2 separate regions of the Homo sapiens genome follow, and region 2 is linked to region 1. A link is a contact called in ENCODE Hi-C or POLR2A ChIA-PET data. All regions are on one chromosome and are shown on one strand. The core of a region is the stretch at or near the end of the contact, and the rest is flanking DNA. Distances in the headings are between cores, read along the strand shown. Region 1 has its middle 330 kb from the start of LINC00474. Region 2 overlaps LOC105376235 (a long non-coding RNA gene).

Region 1 (6,696 bases), core at 1,944-4,443:
AGGAAAGAGATGAGCTCCATAAAGAATTTCCCAGTTTGGAACCTCAAATGCAAGATAATTAAAAAGATTCCAGAAATTTGTGGCATTAAATGTTTAGAAAAACCTACTGCTTCTAGGTCTCAAACAGTGAAAGATGAGAAGGTAAATAAATAAATAAATAAATAATTTTTAAAAAGCTATTTACATAGCAAGAATTCAATAAGTAGTCTGAATAACAAAAGGAAAAGTAATTTGGCCCTTCAGTAAAGATAATTCTGAAAAGAGCTACAGTTATCTCTCAAGCTTACTATTCCAGATAACTTCAAGGTTGCTGTCAACACATAAAGATGGGACATGAGGAAGCCTATGAGGAGGATGCAAAAAAAAAAAAAAAAATTTAAAAACTCTATCTGGGACAGAATGTTGGGTGTATTCACTAGTACATGAAACTGATTGGAATCAAATAAATCATAAGCCCACAATATTTTTGAGGAAACAATATTGCCATGAAAGCATCATCCCAGTTCAAAACCCTGCAAGGGCTTGGCAAAGCTTAGAACAACTTTTGGATTGGATATAGGCTGCAAAGTATAAGTAGCCCCCAAGGAAGGCATTCCCAAAGGTCCACTTCAATTGTGGCATAGGAGTGTAATGGATAGGAGAGAACGTCTGAGTTTGCAGCCAAGAGCCACTGAAAACAATGAGTGCCCAAAGAAGTATTGTTCAGAGAACAAAATCAGGGCTTATCCATGAACTTTCTCTCTTCTCCATAGAGGACCTTCACAATGTCTCCCCAGCGAGATTTCAAACTTGCATTAGTCCAGTAACTGCTGTGTGTCTCCTATTTACCTCTTTTCTGAATAGTTACCCAGAACCTGAGAACTCATGTTGTGAACTGATGGAGAAAACTATGCATCAGTGAAGTATCTTGGACCTTGAGCTAGATGAGGTGACTTAGTGGGACTTTGGCTTATTTCTCCTGGGAACAAGCTGAGTGTATTCTATGTATGGGAAGAATAGTAAAATGGATATTCAGTAACCAGAGCTGAGGACTGAAGTAGAAACAATGTGACGTGTTGCCTAAAACATGCTACATGGTTCCTTTTTCTTCTGGAGACAGCTAGACTATGTTTCTCAACTCTCATTGCAATGAACAGACCAAAGAAATATGAGTGGAAGTTATAAATGCTACTTCCAAGTCTGGCTTCTAAAATCTCCTGTGTGATACTTCACATGCTCTTTTTCTCATCCTCTGCAGCTGAATGAAATGAATATAGAGGAGAACTGAAAGGCCATGGAGGATCTGAGCCACTACATGGAAAGAGCAAGGGTCCATGAATGACAGCTTGAAACAGGGTCCCTCTCTGCTGCCAACCTGCATGGATGGAGACATGAATAAGAAATAAGCACTACTGAGTCAAGACAGAGAGATCTGAAGGTTGATTGTTATAGCAGTTGGACTTCCCTATTATCTAATATACTGTGCTATCTTCCAATGCTTAGCTAGTAAGGGGGGCTCTAGGGATACCAGTTAAAGAACTCTGGAATGCATCCCTTGCAAGTCTGAGATATGAAAGGCCACAATTAGGTCATGTTAAGAAATCTAAAGCTGACTGTAGACTGAAGTCTGGCTTCAGTAAATATGAAAGAGAAAAGAAGAGCTGACTAACTGCTTTGAATTAGAGCCAGGAGAGACTGTTGCATTGCTACTGACCTGCAGTTAGAAAGTTCATCAGGGCAAGGAGCCAGTGATTGTTTCCCAGGGAACATGTGTGGGCCAATGATACAGAGCTCACTGGAGTCTTGGTTGGTTTTGTCCAGTAGGTCTGCCTGGAGGGAGAAGGAAAACTTACAAAAGGAGACTGGGGGTATACTTGTGTGTGAAGGCCCAGATAATGAGGACAGATCCCCAGAGACCTCCTAGAATAGCTAGAAAAGCCTGGGGTCAAAGAAGCTGCAGGGGAGGAGTGTCCAACATGAAACCTCTGAGGAGTTCAGGGAAACACCCCAAGAGAAAGGAAGTCAGCTTTAATCTTCGGCAGGGCCTAGAGAGTGAGAAGTCAATCAGGAATAATAAATGACCCATCTCCTTGTCCCCTGTACCCTTTGAACCAGAGGGGAGCAAAACAGAAGCTAGCTAATGAAAGATGTGTTATAGAATTCAGGGTAACTGAGGTTATGCTGCAGAAGCAAATAACAAAAAGATCTCGAGGACTTCTTGTTTAAGTTCTTTTTTTCTTCACATACATTTATTTTCTGTTCACACTACAGTATGTTATCAGTTAGCATGGGTCTCTGTTCAGCATAGTTCAGGCAGGCACACAGGCCAATAGAGGTTCTGTCTTGATACATATTTCCAAAAGACATTGTCATTGCATAAGCACAGCATTGGAACACTGTGTGACTGTCCTATGGACCTCAACTGTCCCATTTTTAACCACTGTGTGACTGTCCTGTGGACCTCAACTGTCCCATTTTTAAAATGGGAATTCATGAAATGAGGCAGAAAAAAGGAACAACACATATCGACATTTCTCAATTTTTTAAAAAGAAATTATGTGTGTGTTCATCTATCCCAGATTAGAGTTTTTTTTTTTTTTTTTTTTTTTTTTTTGAGACGGAGTCTCGCTCCTGTCGCCCAGGCTGGAGTGCAGTGGCGCGATCTCCGCTCACTGCAAGCTCCGCCTCCCGGGTTCACGCCATTCTCCTGCCTCAGCCTCCTGAGTAGCTGGGACTACAGGCAGCAGCCACCTCGCCCGGCTAATTTTTTGTATTTTTAGTAGAGACGGGGTTTCACCGTATTAGCCAGGAAGGTCTCGATCTCCTGACCTCGTGATCCGCCCACCTCGGCCTCCCAAAGAGCTGGGATTACAGGCATGAGCCACCGCACCCGGCCAGAATATTTTAATTAATTTTTTTCCTCTAACATATTTCACAAAACACACTTTTGCAAAGACCAGAATACAAGCACACCTCTGTATTTTATGTCGTTGCTGTTGTTGCCATCATACTCCTCTGAGAGTGTATGGAGGTCCACACCCAACTTTCTTGGTAAAACAGCATCCTATTTTTATCTGTTGGATTTTCAATTCTAAGATTCAAATCCAAGCATCTTCTTGCTTGTAGGCAAAGTGACCACTAGAGGGAAGCAACTGCCAGGCAGAGCAATTTCTTCACGCCATGGGTAATTTGATCCCTGTGTGTCATACTCCAAGGGTTTGGACAGAATACCTAGTTCTAACAGGAAGTTAGTAGTCACGGAGCCTGGCTACTGCCAAGCTCTTTCACTGACTTTGATCAAACCACACTTGGGGCTGCGTGCAGTGGTTTATATCTGTAATCCTAGCACTTAGGAAGGCCTAGGTGGGAGGATTGCTTTAGATCAGGAGTTTGAGACCAGCCTGGGCAAAATAGGGAGACGTTATCTCTACAAAAAAGTAAAATAGGCATGGAGGTGCACAACTGTGGCCCTAGCTACTAAGGAGGATGAAGTGGGAGGATCGCTTGAACCCAGAAGTTAAAGGTTGCAGTGAGCTATGATTGTGCCACTGCACTCTAGTCTGGGCAACAGAGCAAGAACCTGTATCTAATAAATAAATAATAAACAAACAAACAAACCACATTTGGGCTCTGTGTCCCTGGGTCTTTATAGACACAAAGTATAGCCTTGGGAAACATGAGTGGCCTTTATTTATTTTTGTGAAACTCTCCCAGTAATTCTTTTTATAAGGCTCTTCCGTCACCTCTTTTAAGACTAACTGGAGCGGTAACCCCTCCTTAGGCTCAGAGATGACATTCTCTCCATTCAGCCAGCTTGTCCTCTGCCCTCATGGGACACATCGCTCTTCTTGAGCTGATGGGAGTCTGAGAAACAATCTTATACACCAAAGATAACCCTCCATTCCTCTATGGGCAGAAAAACAGATCGCAATTAGATGAGCCAGGGACCTTAATAAATGCAGATGTCCATTTAAATAAACCAGCAACTCTTGGGATGTAAACAGAAACAGAAACATACTTCATAATTAGAGATGAATGATGAGCAAATGAGTCAGTAGAGGATGGATTAAAGCAATAGTCTATAGCAATAATCAGAAAGTCAGAGCCCAAATCTCAGATCTCTCAGTAATTGTTAATTTTTGTTAGATTATTTAGTGTTTCTGAGTTTCAGCTTCTACATCTGTACAAAGAATCTGATGATACTTATTTGTGTGCATGCACAAAGCTAGGTACATTGTAGCATTCAAATGTTCATCTTAAGAAACAAAATGAAGGGTGAAGAAAAAGAGCAAACTTTGTGCATCTAATACCTGGTACAGTGGAGTCAACTAGTGCTTTGGGGCATATCACACTGGTGGTCTAATTCCAGCTCTGCCATCTACTGGCTGTGTGACCTTGGACTTGTCACTGACCCATATTCAACCTCAGTTTCTTATTTGGAAACCTAAAGTATTAATGGCTGCTTGATATCCAAAGGAGACAGATGATAGGCATCAAGTCAGTAGCTACCAAGGATTATTATTTTCCACATAAGGTACTTTTCTAAATTCATCCTGATTAATACTATAATATAATCTCATCATCAACCCTCTAAAGCAGGAATTATTATCCCCATTTCACAGGCCAAGAAACTGAGAGATTTAAAACTAGACAGTGTCTGGACTGTTTCTGTGGTCTAATTGTTTCATCATGCCTTAACTGAAGTAGAAGACCTGTTGACCCATGCTGACTACTAGAGCTCCTGGCTAAGGTTTCCTTTGCTTTCCTTTGTTTGTTTGTTTGTTTTTGAGATAGGGTCTCACTCTGTCACCTTAGCTAATGTGAAGTATCGCAATCACAGCTCACTACAGCCTTGAATTCCTGGGCTCTAATGGTCCTCTTGCCTTAGCCTCTAGAATAGCTGCTACAATGCAGGTACATGCCACCATACATGGCTAATTTTTTATTTTTTGTAGAGACTGGAGTCTTGCCATGTTGCCCAGGCTGGTATCAAATTCATGGCCTCGAGCTATCCTCCTGCACTAGCCTTCCATAGCCCTGAAATTACAGGTGTGGGCCCCCATGACCAGCCTAAGGTTCTCTCTGATAAGTGCTATTTCCTCCGCAGCCTTCCCAAAGCTTTGGGGGGTACACACTTTCTTTGCCTACCGTTTTCTCCTCTAGTGTGTGCATTGACTGAAATCACCCACTAGATGGTGCTGATATACTAACTTTGGTTTGCTTTGGCATCTACCCGGTGAATTAAAAATTTACTTTATACATCAACAAACCAAAATCTCTACATAAATCTCAGCTTGTAAGAATCATATACTTGTAAAGATTTTTTTTTTTAAATTCAGGGTGAACTCTGGAGGCTTAGTTATCTTGCTTAAAAATGCAGACCAGCCTTCTATAAATTTACCAGCTGAGGCTCTTCTATGGCCATGAGCAATCTCAACACTGTGTGTGTATCTGCTCCAGGGTGAGATGGAAATTATTAGCGGCTTTTTCTCTGAGTGTATAGCTCAATGGGCTTGTGAGAGCCCACCAGCTCTCCATAGCTTCTGCTTACTGCTCTGTGAAAGGAGACGCAGAATACAGACTCGGCTCACAGCTCATGTGAGGATAGAACAGGGTATTCTAGTAGATCTGATTACTCTCTGATTTCCACTTCTTTCTCTTATTGCCTGTCACAAATGTCTATAAAATCATCATTTTGGAAAAGTATCACACCCCTTTATAACAACAATAATAACCAACCTCTATATAGCCTTTTGTGGTTTACAAAGCATGTCTCTCTCAAATATTTAATATATCTAAATTAACAGTCAGTGTTATTTACTCCATTTTACAGAGGAGAAATTAAGGCTCAAGGGAGTAAGTAGATTCCTAAGGATCTACAAACTATTTAATTACAGTGCCAGAACTTGAACCCAAGCTTTCTGATTACAAGTATCTGGCTAATGTCACTACACAAGATAAAAACCTTTATTACATCTAAGGAATACACTTATAATGACAACTCATATCCTGCTACTTCTTTTCTGAATACCTCTGAATTTCACCTTACTTCAAAATTCAGAGTCCCTGGAGGGAGAAAACAACCCTCTCTCCCCACTTTTCTTGTTTCCTCCCTCCTGTCTTCCATTCTAGTGCCCAACCCAGCAATAAATGTTGTGGGAGGCAACAGAGAAGACACTGTCTGTGTTCCATGTAGCTACAGAACACCAAAGCTGGAAGGGATTATTGTGATTATCTCATCTAACCACCCCTTTTCCATTTAAGGAAATCAAGCCAGGAAGGACAAGAAATATTCCTATATGTGACGCCATGGGATTGTCTCAAATGACCTACTTTTAATTGCAGTGAATCTATACCTTGGTATACATTAGTTTAGAAACTGTGTTCATGCCAACTGCATTTCCTTTAAAAGAACATCTAGTTTAAGTTTTTCACTCATGCAGCATCCCCTCTTCCCTCTGACCCCCAACATACATACACAATAATCTTGGGATCTTCCAACTTTGTCTTATGAAATCTTATCAAAGTTGAAATCTTCATGTCACAACTTTACTATTTTAGGGTCTAAGGCAAAGCAAATTCAACGAAATCTGAGCTGTAATTGGCCTTTTTATTCTTTATTTGCCTCATACCTCCTGTTTGTCTTGTAGATGCTTCTGCTATTGAAATAATCTCAATGTATTACAGCTGCCTTTCTCCTTACCTGCTTCTCTCAGG
Region 2 (6,696 bases), core at 2,897-5,396, 58 kb after region 1:
AATACTGTCTGATCCTTGCTTGAATATTTACAATGACAGGGTAGTCATTATCTCACAAGACAGTCCATATTATTGTCCATCAGTTCTTGATGTCAGAATTGTTTTCAGGATACTAATACTTTGCTTTCCTTCCACCCAGTGGTCCTCATTTCAGGCTTGGGGGTCCATAGAGAAAGTCTATTCCCCTAATCCTTCAGAAGACTGCTGAGAGTGGTATAAGAAACATGGCCATAGGGGGTTCAAGACCTGGCTTTGCCCCTAGTGCTCCACTCTTAAAGTGTGGTCCTCTCACCAGCAGCAACATAGACATGCAGAATTCCAGGCTGCATCCCAGACCTACTAAAGCAGAATCTGCAATTTAACAAAATCCCCATGTGACTTATTTGCAAGTTGATGTTTGAAGAATGAGATGGGATACCAAGGCAAACAAAACAAAACAAAACAAACAAACAAAAAAAAAAACCAACCAACAAAAAAACAAAACTAGATGGAATTTCACTATGAAAGTAGCATCAGGGGGTGTATTACTTTGTTCTCACGCTGCTGATAAAGACATACCAGAGATTGGGTAATTTATAAAGAAAAGGAGGTTTAATGGTCTCACAGTTCTACATGGCTAGGGAGGCCTCATAATCATGGCAGAAGGCAAAAAGCATGTCTTACATGGTGACATAAAAGAACGAATTTGTGCAGGGAAACTCTGCTTTATAAAACTATCAGGTCTCATGAGACTTACCACTATCACGAGAACAGCACAAGAAAGACCCGCCCTCATGATTCAATTGTCTCCCACTGGGTTCCTCCCACAACACACAGGAATTATGGAGCTACAATTCAAGATGAGATTTGAGTGCGGACACAGCCAAACCACATGAAGGATAGAGTGAATTCAACAGTATAGAAACGTAGAAGAGAGAGTTCCTAGAAGTAGATTACTTGAGTGAATGTGATGAGGAATAAGGGGGAGCTAAAGATCATCCAGACATTTATAGACTGGGTGGCTAAGAGGATCTGGACTCAAAGTAGCCATAGCTTTTGCTGCTTTAACTGACGTCAATTCAATGCCAAACTTAGAGTAGCATGGCAGTCCTTAGCTGCTGTACTTCTTGAGCTTTCTTCGATATTCCCTCCAGGTATAAAACCTGTTTGCCTCAGTTCAGTGCTTCTATTAGCGATATTCTTAGGGCTCTCTCTGTCACAGGTTTGTCCTTGTTTTGCTTACTCAGAGGCACTTTCTGAAAGAATAATACAGCCTCCCTTCCATTTCCTGCCTCCTCCTTCCAATTACATAAGGACAGCCATGAGTGTTTTAAGCATTAAAAAATAGTATAGATCAATTTGTCAATATTTCTAAATGAGGCTTTGCATGACAGAATGTCTGCTCAGGGACTAGAGCTCTGCTTTCTTGATACTGATGACCTTAGTTACTGGGATTTCCTGAAGGGTCTTTTATTTTGTTGCTGTTTTAATGAATACACAATAGCATTTTCGACCCAGAGCAAATGTCCAAGAACACCTTCCATTCTCACCCTTCATGAGCCCTTCACTGGTTTTGAAACTTCTATTAACTCTAATGGTCTTTACTGGTGGTAAATTGTCTCTCTGAGCATGCTGGTAGCTCACCTAATTGGGTCTACCTTATTGTGACTTGAAATAGCACCAAGGAACGGGATGTCCTTGGACTGAGAACCTGATTATTTCATCCTTTAAGGTTCAGCTTAGATAAATATGTTTAGTGAAGTTCTCATTAACTTCCCTACCTGCCTCTAAATGTGGCTCAGACAGGTAGTTGCCTCCTAGTTGATAAGGATACTGTTTACTATATACACACGTCTGCTTTTTTTTTTTCTTTTCTTTTGGAGACAGAGTCTCATTCTGTTACCCAGACCAGACTGCAGTGGCTTGATCATAGCTCACTGCAGCTTGAAACTCCTGGGCTCTAGTGATCATCCCGTCTTGGCCTCCTGAGAAGGTAGGACTGCAGGTGTGCACCACCACACAGGGATAATTTTTCTTTCTTTTTTTTTTTTTTTTAGAGATGTGGTCTTGCTTTGTTGCCCAGGGAGGAGTGCAGTGGCATGACAATATCTCACTGCAGCCTCAAACTCCTGGCCTCAAACGGTCTTCTCCTCTTGGCCTCCCAAAGTGCTGGGATTACAGGTGCAAGCCACCACACACAGCCCACGTTTCTGTTTTAATCATAGAGGGAAGAAATACATAGACTAACCCAACAGCTAGCATGAAAATTCCTCCCAGAGTGGGAAATCTTTTGTCTATCAAAGTACCTTGATTAGCTGCTTTTGGTGGAAGATGAGACACTTAGGGCATGGTTAGAGTCAGGAAATTAAATGATTTTTGTTTTCAGCATTAAAAAATCAGTAAAGTTGAGGCATAGAAGAGAACAGAGAAGTGAGGGGAAATTGAACAACAATGGCGAGGGACTGGAGACTGAATCCCAGGCACATTTGAAACTTAAAACTTGAGCGCAGGTCATTTGATTACCCAGTAAGTAATTAATGGCACAGTTACAGTCTATCTACCACTTTCTAGACAAAAACATGCTTGGGCAGTCTTCATGGAAATGGCACTATGAACCTGTAGACACATTTATAAACACAAAGATATCTCACTTATTTGGAGATTACTATTTCCAGCACAGCCTGTGACCTATGAGTAGGCAGTGAAATGAGAGGATATAAAATAACCCCCAATAATAATACATAGCTCGCATTTATGAAGCTTGCTAGGCACCAGGCACTTTGTAAACAGTTTTTCTCATACATGATGTGCCTAACATTTGCAAAGATAGCGTGCATATTATGCATGTTTCCAATTTTTCTGGTAGAAAAACTGAGACTTGGAAAGGTTAAATGGATGCCAAGGTCTATGAGTTAGAATATGATGGACTAGCACTAGAACTCTAATTCCAAAAAGCCTGCTATTTACCAAATATTTTCAACCCAAGGCTTCTTCCTATGGATAACTAAATGTGCCTACTAAACCAAGTTTTAAATTTTAGTCATGAAATAGCCCCTTAAGTTCCAGAGTAGAGCTCATTTACTCTTTTTTTATATGATAACTTAATGATGATACCTGGTTATCTAGTTGACACATTAAAAACTATAAATTTAATAAGTCATAGTGATGAGGGAATCCAAGAGGTAGGCCTGTGGACAATGTCAGTGAGTATTGGAAAATTAAATGAGAGCGGACACAAAAGAACAAAAACAAAACAAAACATGGAATTCAAACAAACAGAAACAGTCAGTGTGAGAAAATTCAAAGTTTGTTAAATTCAGCGAAATTGTCACTATATTCTGGTCCAGAATGTCACTGTGAAGAGTGACAACTCTGGGTTAAAAAGAAATTATGTTATAGTTCCCATTTTGAAGTAATATGACAGAATAAAATATACTTCAAGGGAAAATAATCTAATTTAAATGACTAAAATATGCACTGGTGCAGTAAATGGCTTTAGCTTATGGAGAGAAGATATTTTGGTACCCACCCTGGCCTTGCACATACATGTTAGTTCTGTGTCCTGGAGTTTCACCACTTTGAGTCATATTTACTAGTTTCTACAGTAGGAAAACTAATTATTTCTGAGGGTCCTTGTGAAGAGGAAAATAGATGACGTGTATAACACGCTCGACACATAGATTATGTTCCATATAGTTGTATTAAATCATGTTGAAAGGTCATTTTTTGTGCCCAAACGGGAATGTTCTGGCAATTGTAAAGACTTTCCAACATGGTGCAGGTCTTGCCTGAAAATAGCATGTGCATGGAATATTCACTCATCATTAGGAGAAGAAAACAGAGAGGGACTTTCCCATTCCTGCGTTATCTATTTCCACTTTGTGGAGAAAGCCATAATGTGTCAGATACACTAACTCTTGTTCTTCATATCCCAGCCAGCATAGCCCATGAGACAGAAATAGCATTCATCGAAAGCCGCAATTACCTCATTTCACTGGCCCGTTTGTGTGAGATGTGCCTTGCCTCACAGTGACTGCATGGGGCCAAAAGTCCAGCAAACAGAGCTGCTGCTTGTCCAAGAAATGGCCCTGCAAACAGGAGAGGACAACATGTTCCCTGAGCAGATTGGGACCCTTGGCTGTTTCACGAGTGTTTTGTTTTTCAGGCCAGAAACAGTGTCTGAAAACTCCTGGGGATTTCCCAAGCCCCATTCGTCAGGCGGCCAGGCTTCCTCTGACATCATCTCTGAGTGATGGGGTGCAGAGAGGGGGTCACGCAGAAGGCAGTCCAGGGGAAGCTTTAGCACGATTGCGGGAAATCAAACAGCTAGTGCTAGAGTGATCAGAAAAACAAGGAGAGCTTTCTGAAAACAGTGTCTGGCACATTATGGACATTCAAGAAGCAGGTCTTGAATGAAACACTGGGAAATCTAATGACTGGAATCCCAACTTATGTGGTCAGTATATGGCAGAGATGAGATTTCAACTAGGGTGACCAAATATTCTTCTTTTCCCAGGACTAAGAACTTTCTATGGATGTGGGAATTTGTGTGCTAACGTTGGGAAAATCCTGGGAAAATTGGGATGAGTTTGTCACCCTAATTTCAATACTGGTGTGTCCTGGCTTCAAAGCTGATGCCTTTAATCATAAAGCAAAAATCTGTCTTCAAGGAGACTTGAGTTTAATAAAAAACAAAACAAAACACAGGAATAGACAACTATCATATAAATGGAAAGAGTATACTTGCTTGAGGAAAGGAGTTAGCAGCTTAGCCAACTGTTCACCAATTACCACCACTTCTTGCTAAGAGCACTGTCATTTGTTTAGAAAATCCTCCCATTAAACATGTATTTCAATGAGCCCAGTCATGGAAATTGCATTCTCCTTGCCAATGAATGGTTTAGGAATGAGCATGTAACATAATTTTGGTCAATGAAACATGTAGGGAGGTCTGATAGGCAGATTCTTGGAAAGGTTTTCATGTTCTTCAAAAGAAACCAACAAAAGCTTCCATCACCCACTGGACATTTTTATATCAGTAGGAGACACTTGTAACTGGGTGGCTGTTTTAGATTTACCAAGGGAACTAAAGCTAGGTTAGAAGATGGGGAAGGTAGAAAGAATGTGAGTCTTTTATGACATTGTTGAGCTGTTAAATTAATTGGCCTTGCAGTCATTTCACCTCCAGACTTGTGAGATAATACATTGTCTTTATTATTGAAGTAATTTGAGACAAGGAATTCTAAAGGCAGTCAATAACATCCTAGTCAATAAAATATCCAAAAAGTAATAGGACAACAGAGGAAGGAGAGCAGCTCATTAGATGATACCATCAGGGATGGTTTCATGAAGGATCTAACATTTGAATCTTGCTGTGGAAGAAGGGTATACATTTAACAGACAAAATCAGACATAGGAAACAACACTAGAAAAACTACAAAAGATGTAGAGCTCTGGGTATAGCTGGAGGAAAGTAAGGAATCAAATTTGGCTAAAGCTAGGTTTTACAAGAGTGATTAATTGAACAGAAAGCAGGAAATGTTCTCAAGAAACAGAACATAAAAAGTTTTGAATTCCAGGCTAAGCAAACTAGAATTTCCTCATAGATGGCAGAGAGTCTGAGGATGATTGGCTAGGATGTCACCCTACATCTTCAGAGAACTACTATTAGCCACTGTTATCTCTCCTTTATTTGAACTCACTTCACATTTAGAGCCATAGTTCTCAGCTTTAGAAACATATTAGAATCACCAGAAGAATATATGAACATGTGTGTGATTCTAATATGGTGATTGTAATATGACTTACCTTGGTTCATACACATACCCTTCAGATGATATATATATAGGGCATGAGCCTCTGCTCTGAAGAGAGAGGCCTGGATTATTATTTTTTTTATTTTTTTGCTCTCTGTTAAGCTATCAGGTGACTTTGAAATGCAATTATGCTTGAGACCCATAGACATGGTCATCTATAATTTTGAATATTTTAACCTTACTTATATGGAAAGTCTCCCATAATGTCAATCTAGAAAACATATCAGAGATTTTCTAAGCAAACACCTTCAATTTTATCTCTAAAATAATGCAAACGCATTGTAAACTCTATAGGGCCATGCAAATGTACTAACTCTTATCACCGTCACCATTATCATTATAATTGATGATCAAAGAAAACACATAGAAATTAAATAATTTATTCAAAGCCAACCTGCACATTAGCATCAGATCTGGGGCTGAAAACAAAGTTTCGGCATCACTTATCTAGCATTCTTTCAATTAAGCCAAGTTGCCAATATTTCAGTAATGCATATTTCCCCAAATATTCTGCAACTACTTTTTGTGGAAAACATATGTTATATTTCTTTTGATCTTCCATAATCCCAGCTATAGTCTTCCTGGATAACTGACTCCTATATGATAATTAAATCTCACTTTTCCAGTGGTTCTAAAACATGAACATACATCAGAATTACCTGAACCTGTGTAAAAATACATATTTTGTGGCCAACTCTAGAATATGTGATTCAATAAGTCTGAAGTAGTGATTCTGGTGATTCATACTTGTAAAACATTTTTTACATAAGGTCTATCCTACTTGGAATCACACTTTGAGAGATACTACATTAGTCCAACTCCATAGGTGAAATTTTTGTCTAAAAAAGTCATTTTTTAGTTAAGTAAAATGGATTTATATCCTGGATCTGACACTTTTTAA

Evidence for each region. Hi-C counts contacts between places; a loop is a spot of excess contacts on that map. ChIA-PET counts read pairs that join two places held with the same protein, here RNA polymerase II (POLR2A). Pooled maps may share reads with other maps.
Region 2: a loop to region 1 is called in a map of dorsolateral prefrontal cortex, with 2.5 times the contacts of the local background. The contact joins two enhancer-like sites. A Hi-C loop is called at or near these places in 9 of 168 maps with a recorded cell type or tissue (IMR-90, PC-3, aorta and 6 more) and 4 of 50 pooled maps. POLR2A ChIA-PET finds 5 or more read pairs at or near these places in 5 of 52 experiments (AG04449, AG04450, IMR-90 and 2 more).

The regions. Positions count from the first base shown.
Region 1 is chr9:115,588,563-115,595,258 of GRCh38, forward strand. No RefSeq gene overlaps it. Among named protein-coding and RNA genes, the nearest start is that of LINC00474, 330 kb to the right of the region's middle. Within about 2 kb of position 3,194, at least 6 of the 41 ENCODE cell types and tissues checked have a DNase peak (open chromatin) inside an H3K27ac peak, as active enhancers do.
Region 2 is chr9:115,646,110-115,652,805 of GRCh38, forward strand. The region is part of intron 2 of LOC105376235 (a long non-coding RNA gene); the gene reads left to right. Among named protein-coding and RNA genes, the nearest start is that of LINC00474, 280 kb to the right of the region's middle. Within about 2 kb of position 4,147, at least 5 of the 41 ENCODE cell types and tissues checked have a DNase peak (open chromatin) inside an H3K27ac peak, as active enhancers do.